2 separate regions of the Homo sapiens genome follow, and region 2 is linked to region 1. The links are chromatin contacts, found by Hi-C or POLR2A ChIA-PET in ENCODE. All regions are on one chromosome and are shown on one strand. The core of a region is the stretch at or near the end of the contact, and the rest is flanking DNA. Distances in the headings are between cores, read along the strand shown. Region 1 overlaps OSBPL10 (oxysterol binding protein like 10). Region 2 holds the start of GLB1 (galactosidase beta 1).

Region 1 (3,510 bases), core at 553-3,052:
GAAGGAGAGGGAGCAAGGGTTGAAAAACTATCGCATACCATGCTCAGTGCCTAGGTGACAGGATCATTCATACCTCAAACGTGAGCATCACTCAGTACACCCAGGTAACAAACCTGCCCGTGTACCTCCAAATCTAAAATAAAAGTTGAAAAAAAATTATCTGTAACCAACCACGCAACACCCTTTAAGAGAAATCCAGGCCGGGAGTGGTAGCTCACGCCTGTAATCCCAGCACTTTGGGAGGACGAGGTGGGCAGATCACCTGAGGTCAGGAGTTCAAGACCAGCCTGACCAATACGGCGAAACCCCGTCTCTACTAAAAAATATAAAAAATTAGCCAGGTGTGGTGGTGGGAGCCTGTAATCCCAGCTACTCGGGAGGCTGAGGCAAGAGAATCGCTTGAACCCGGGAGGTGGAGGTTGCAGTGAGCCAAGATCGCACCATTGCACTCCAGCCTGGGTGACAAGAGTGAAACTCCGTCTCAAAAAAAAAAAAAAAAAAAGAATCCAGCACTGTCTCCAGGAGGGAAATAATTAATGTACAATAAGTATGCATGTATTTATTTTGATACTGATCAAATTCTATCCAAAAGGCTATAGCACACAAACATGGATGCACTGATACTGGCTTCTACATTCTAGAACCCAAAATAAGTTAACATGCAGAAATCAATGTGCATATTTTGTACAGCTTCCTACTCACCTATTTCCCCAATTCTAAAGTCACGTAAAATGTTCCTTCTTGGTTTGTCTTCCTAATTGGGTGATTTGGCAAGTGTAGAGTGAGTGGCCACCCCACTGCCTCTAAAAACAGAGGAGTCAAGTGTAACAACAGGTTGGTTATAAGCATTATGATGCCTTTGTTCTCATGAGCAGTCAGAAGTAAAATATCTGACACCTTTTTTCATGCACCAAACCTCACTCTAAATTGACTCTTAGTCTTTTATCACCCACCCCCACAAATGATCATTTTCCACAGTCCATGGCTCACCAATGAGTAAGCTAATCAATACAGTAAAAATGTAAATGTTTGTTCCACTCAGTACTCTTAAATATTGGAGTGGACACTTTCAAAATCACCTTTCCCTGATAACATAAAAGCTCTCTAAATCCCTGATTAATTACTTCTCAGGCACCTGTTAATCTCCCTCGCTGTTTCCAATTAACAAAATCAAAACCAACAGGTTTTAACATTCTTGCCAAAAAGACCAATTGTGTTGATTCATCCACCTGGCCCTCTCCTGAAAATGGTTGCTTATCTCTGCTTTCCATCTTTAACTGTTTAATAAATGTTTTTATTGTAAGCCGGGACTCCTATTAAGATATGCAGACTAAATATATCTCTTTTGTTCTAATATTTAGATTTCAAAAAATCGATTTCAAGCCTCTCCAAAAGCATTTCTTCTAAATAATGTGAGGCTGTGCCTCCTTGCATTACTTTACTTCCCTTGTGCACATCAATAATGAGATTCCAGGAGGAGGTCAATAGGACACTGGAGAATAAGACAAGACAAAGTCGGTGTCACAGCCGGGGTTCAGCATCCCACCGGTGCCCACACTAGGCCCCACACAAGAAATTACACGACAGTTACAGCGTTCATGTGAGGTGGGGCCAAGGGCCTTGGCAAAGGAATTTCAGTGTCCAACTCCACTAGGAGTCCCAACCAAATGAGAAAGTAATTCAATCTTTACAGTCTTTATAGTGAAAAGCTATTAACGAGGTGTCTTTTGCTATGTTGTGAAAAATGAAAAGAATAAATCCTTACTGCTTGACTAGAGAAAAAAAGTACATTCAAGAGCCTCTGTTAATTTACATGATGGGTAGTTTAGCACACCTGGCTGCAGACAAGTGCAACCTATGCAAATAGGTAACCCCCAGCTGAAAGACTACAGACACCCAAACCTCCTACTCACAAGTATGCTTTGTTTTTATCAAGCAACCAGCTTTTGAGAGTCTCTCTGAACCTATTCTGGTTCTGGAGGCTGCCTGATTTAAAACACAAAAAGAGAAAAGAAACTAGCTGTTGAGATAGGAAGGAGCACCTTGGAAGGTACAAACTGATCTAGTATGCTGACAATCAATCAATCAATACCTCAAAACATGTAACCTTGACTGGACTAACGCACTCTTTTTTCCTCTTGGCTTCCAGTAGGATTACTGCACTAATTCCCAAGAGCTGCTGAAGTATGAGGCTGACTTTGCTCCTCGGTTTTGTTATCAGCCTTAGTTAAGGTGTTTGAGAGAAACAGATACTTAAAATGTGTGATTACAGTTTAAAACATCAAGGGACTCTGATTAAATCTTTAAGTGGTGCTAACAGCCTTAATAACTTTAATTTGTTAAATTTAGAAACTAAGTGAGGTTAATCAATGAATAAGTGAAACCATTTTTGACATGAAAATTACTACTTTATAAATAAAAATTTATCTACAAGTTGAGCTTAAAGTTCAAGAAATACTAGGTTTTAAAATTTACTATTTTAATAAACTAATAATTGAAAAAGAACAACTTACTATAAATATCATTCCAAACAAAAGCCCTCCTCAGTTATTAAAAACACAATGACAATTCACTTAACCTTTATGCCAGTATTTTAAACTTTCTCTTTTGCTTTAAAAAATAGTAATAATGACAAAGTTAAAAGACAGCAAGACAAGTCCCTGAAAGTGAAACAAAAACATCTAGAAGACACACACTGGAGTTGTTTTTTCTTTTCTTTTTTTTTTTTTTAAAGAGACAGGGTCTCATTCTGTTGCCCAGGCCAGAGTACAGTGGTATGATCATAGCTCACTGTAGCCTCGAACTCCTGGGCTCAAACGATCCTCCTGCCTCAGCCTCCTGAGGAGTGAGCTACCATGCCTGGCTCCAGAGCAGTTTTGTGTCTAAAGAGTTTGGAATGGAAAATCACCTCAGAAAGGAAAAGGGTTAATGAGATAGTAAGGCGGTCATCACTGGGACCACTGCTGACCAAACAGGAAACAAATGAAAGTAAGCAAGTCACTGGCCCCACTACCTCCAGCCCAAGCCTATAAGGATAGGAAAGCAAAGTCAGTGTATGGGGTAGACCAGGTGAGACCATGGCAACAGGGGCCCACATACCCCATTTCCTGTGCCATGTGGAATGCAGGCCCACTACTGCTAGACCATCTATTAATAAATCTTCCAAAAAATTTCAGACAGTGGTAATTTGTACATATTCAGATGTTTAAGGGAAAGCATTTGATTTTTAAATCATGGCAACTAGTGATGGAAAACATTTGCACAAGCAAAACAAAACACATATGCAGGCCACAAATAGCCCATCCAAAGCCCATTTGTGGTTTCGATCTACAAGATAAAGTCAAACTTCACAGCATGAGGCACTCACAGCCTGGATCTCACCTGCCTACCAACTGCCCCCAGTCACACCCTATGTCAAACATCCTGCAACTCCTGAAGATGATTCCAAATGCTGGGCTTTTGCTCATACTGTACCTTCTACCCAGAATGCCCTGCCCAGACCACCTGGAA
Region 2 (3,706 bases), core at 119-2,618, 1.2 Mb after region 1:
TCTCCTGAACTGTGCCCCAGTTCCACCTTCCCCAGTGGTTCTCACAGCTGGCTAGCTCTGACTCCTAAGGTCCTACGGGCCTTCTGGACAAGAAAACTCTGTCTACATACTGGGGTAGGGGAACCACAGACGGGGTGAAGAGGGAGCAGCAAATAATCTGTGCTGACTTTTTCCCAAAATGAAAACATTTTCAGCAGCTGTTTTCCAAATACTTAAGATGTTCAATCTTGGTTGTAGATAAATGTACCACTTTTCTCTGCCCTAGGCACGTTATTGAAAGCGTTATTAAAGGGTGTAACTTACAAGTCAACGGTGTCAAATGCTACCAGCTCTTACTTAAAGCATACTGCAGGCTCAGCCCACCTACACCCTGGAGGAACCAAAGTTGGTCCGCGGAACGTGCAGAGGAGCAGCTTGCAACTACCCACTCTCCTTTCCGCAGGTGTGATGCAAACCTCCCCAGGCAGCGCTTTGGAGCCCCTCAGCCAGTCGCCTCAGCTCGGACGCAGCGAGTGAAGCTGTCCTTCCTCTCCCACCAACTGTGCACGCCCCGCACCTCACCTATTCGCCTCGCCAGCCCTGCCCCGATCAACGATGGCATCCCCCGGCAGCCTGCCTATTCCCCCCCTCAACCTGGACCCCCAAACGCCGAAGGAAAACGGTCCCACAAATACAAAGAAAAACCCAAGCCAAAGGGCAGGCGACGGGGAGTGGTGAGAAAGGAACAAGATGCACGAAGAGGGAGAGCACCCAGAGGGGAAATAACCCAATGTTCCCACTGCAAGGGCCTCTCCTGACCCCATTTTTCTCCTTCCGGAGCGCTCCGCAGAGCACCAACTGGGAAAGCGAGGGCGCCCCAAACCAGAGCCGGAGGCACCCTCTAACCCGCGCAACTTGGAATCCCCTCCCGGAAAGCCAACTTAGGAAATGTTTACACGCACCTCGTCTCAACACCTCGTTACAGATGGGGAAGTGGATCCAAGCGCAAAGGGCGGCCGGAGCGGAACGCACAAGCGACCGAGCTGCCTGGAAGGACGCGCGCCCCGCCCGGCCCGCCCCCGACGGGAAGGCCGGTCCACTGCCTGCGTTCCGCCGGCCGCGAGCCTGCTGGGGGGCACTTCGGGGCTCAGGCTCCCCGCCCTGCGGGACCGCGGGTGGCTGCGACCCCAGCCCGGTTCCCCGCCAGCCTGTCCCCTAGCAATGCCTCCCCGTACCCGGGTCCCGCAGACTTACGCGCAAGCCGCGCGTAGGGCCCAGAAGCAGCAGAACCAGCAACAGAGGGAGGATGCGAACCAGGAACCCCGGCATGACCACCAGCCTCCCGGCTCTGCAGTCGGCGCCCAGGCCGGCCGCTTCGCGTCACTTGACTAAGGACCCACGGCCTGGCACCGCCCCTCGTCGGCCCAGCAGCCAGCCCTCGCGCCTGCTCAGCCCCGCGCCCCGCCCCGCTGTGGCCGAGCCGGGCGGGTGGGGGCGGCTAGGAGGCTGCGCGCCGCCGCGTGACTCCAGGATAGTACTATCTGGGTTTTGCAGGCGTCTTCCCTGGGAAGGGACCCTTTGGAACTGCAGTCCGGAGGGCCTGCTTTCAGCAGCTTGATAACGCGCCTCGGGGATTGGACATGAATCATGGTCTCCCTGTTCCCTGGCTGCCTTGAGAGAGCAGAAGAGGGAAATTGTTAATCATTAAACCTAAACGCCCTAGATGGAATCCGCGTCTCATATACGGGCTCTTTGAATAACTCTAAGCCGGGGGTTAGCAAAATGTGGTCGGTCCCTGGAGCCACTGTATCAACTCACCTGGAACTTGTTAGAATGAAAATCCTGCTCACGCCTGTAATCCCAGCACTTTGGGAGGCCGAGGCGGGCGGATCGCCTGAGGTCAGGAGTTCCAGACCAGCCTGACCAGTATGATGAAACCCCGTCTCTACTAAAAATACAAAAATTAGCCGGGCGTGGTGGCAGGCGCCTGTAATCCCAGCTACTGAGGAGGCTGAGACAGGAGAATCGCTTGAACCCGGGAGGTGGAGGTTGCAGTAAACCGAGATCGAGCCATTGCGCTCCAGCCTGGGCAATAAGAGCGAAATTCCGTATCAAAAAAAAATTTTCTTTTTTAAAATAACCTTAGTTTATGCCTTGGTGTTCCAAAAAGCCTTTTTACATTGTATAACAAAGTAGCCAAAATTCTATTTGTTCACTCCTTTCTCCTTTCCTACCGGACATGTCCTTGAGAGATTGAGAAAGTATCAGAAAGGACATTTCATTGAGAGATTGAGAAAGTATCAGTTACTGGCTTTTCTTAGGTTTTTGTTTTTTGGTTTGGGGGGTTGTTTTTTTGTTTTGTTTTTGTGTTTTTTGAGACAGGGTCTCACTCTGTCACCCAGGCTGGAGTGGGGCGCAATCACGGCTTACTGCAGCTTTGGCCTCCTGGGCTCAAGCAATTCTCCCGTCTCAGCCTACCAAGTGGCTGGGACTACAGGCGTGCGCCACCACACCCGGCTAATTTTTGTATTTTTTGTAGAGACAGGGTCTCACCACGTTTCCCAGGCAGGTCTTGAAGTTCTGGGATCAAGCAATCTACCTGCCTGGAACTCCCAAAATGCTGGAATTACAGACATGAGCCACCGTGCCTGGCTTCTTTTCATGCCTGTAGTACCAATTCCGTGTCCTTGCACTGTGAAGTCCTTTCCAAGCTCTGCAATTCTAGTTCAGTATTAAAGAACAAGGGCTCTGGAGGAAGTACACTTGAGTTGGAATTCCAGCTCTGCCACTTACTGTCTGTGTAACTGTGGGCAAATTACTTAACCTCTCTGAGCTTAGTTTCTTTGTTGGTAAAGCAGGGCTAATAATATCAAATTCACTGGATAATTGGGGAAATTACCAGAGATGATGACGATAAGAAGCTTGGTATATACAGGATGTTAGTGGGACAGTTGATGAAATCAGAATTAGACTTGTAGGTTAGATTAGTACCATGCATCAATGTTAATTTCCTTTTTGGGGGGGTGGGGGGACAGAGTCTCACTCTGTCACCCAGGCTGGAGTGCAGTGGCACAATCTCGGCTCACTGCAACCTCCGCCTCCCAGGTTCAAGTGATTCTCCCACCTCAGCCTCCAAAGTAGCTGGGATTACAGGCACCCACCACTAGGCTTGGCTAATTTTTGTATTTTTAGTAGAGATGGGGTATCACCATGTTAGCCAGGCTGGTCTGGAGCTCTTGACCTCAAGTGATTTGCCCACCTCGGCCTCCCAAAGTGCTGGGATTACAGGCATGAGCCACTGTGCCCGGCCGCATCAATGTTAACTTTCTGATTTTGATAATGGTACACGGTCTAAATATTAAATAATAGTTTTGTATTAGTGTATTGATTTGGGTAACGGTAATGGTAATTTTGGTAATGGTTATATAAAAGAACATCCTTGTTTTTTAGGAAACAAAAGGGCATCATCTTTGCAACTGATTCTCAAACAGTTCACAAAAAAAAATGGAGAGAGAGAGAAAGAGAGAGAGAGAGAGGGAGAGAAATGGTATTCCAGGCATGAAAAGAACGTGAGAAAGAAAAGCAAATGTGGTAAAATGTTAACATTTGGAAAATCAATGAAGGAATTATTTTTACTCTTTTTTTCAACTTTTTGTTTCTAAGCCTGAAATTATTGCAGAACGAAGTTTAAAAACAAAACAAAACAAAAATCCTTAACACATGGCAG

Evidence for each region. Hi-C counts contacts between places; a loop is a spot of excess contacts on that map. ChIA-PET counts read pairs that join two places held with the same protein, here RNA polymerase II (POLR2A). Pooled maps may share reads with other maps.
Region 2: a pooled map shows a loop between it and region 1 (2.8-fold over the local background). The contact joins the promoter of GLB1 here to the enhancer-like site in region 1. A Hi-C loop is called at or near these places in 1 of 50 pooled maps. POLR2A ChIA-PET finds 5 or more read pairs at or near these places in 3 of 52 experiments (GM10248, activated B cell and activated T-cell).

What each region holds. Positions count from the first base shown.
Region 1 is chr3:31,915,614-31,919,123 of GRCh38, forward strand. The region is part of intron 1 of OSBPL10 (oxysterol binding protein like 10); the gene reads right to left. Among named protein-coding and RNA genes, the nearest start is that of OSBPL10, 64 kb to the right of the region's middle. Within about 2 kb of position 1,803, at least 2 of the 41 ENCODE cell types and tissues checked have a DNase peak (open chromatin) inside an H3K27ac peak, as active enhancers do.
Region 2 is chr3:33,095,778-33,099,483 of GRCh38, forward strand. It overlaps GLB1 (galactosidase beta 1), which reads right to left and starts at 1,369. Exons shown (of 16, transcript NM_000404.4): 1 at 1,234-1,369. The coding sequence starts at 1,308. TMPPE (transmembrane protein with metallophosphoesterase domain) reads right to left here and starts at 1,369. Exons shown (of 2, transcript NM_001039770.3): 1 at 942-1,369. RefSeq lists a silencer at 957-1,566.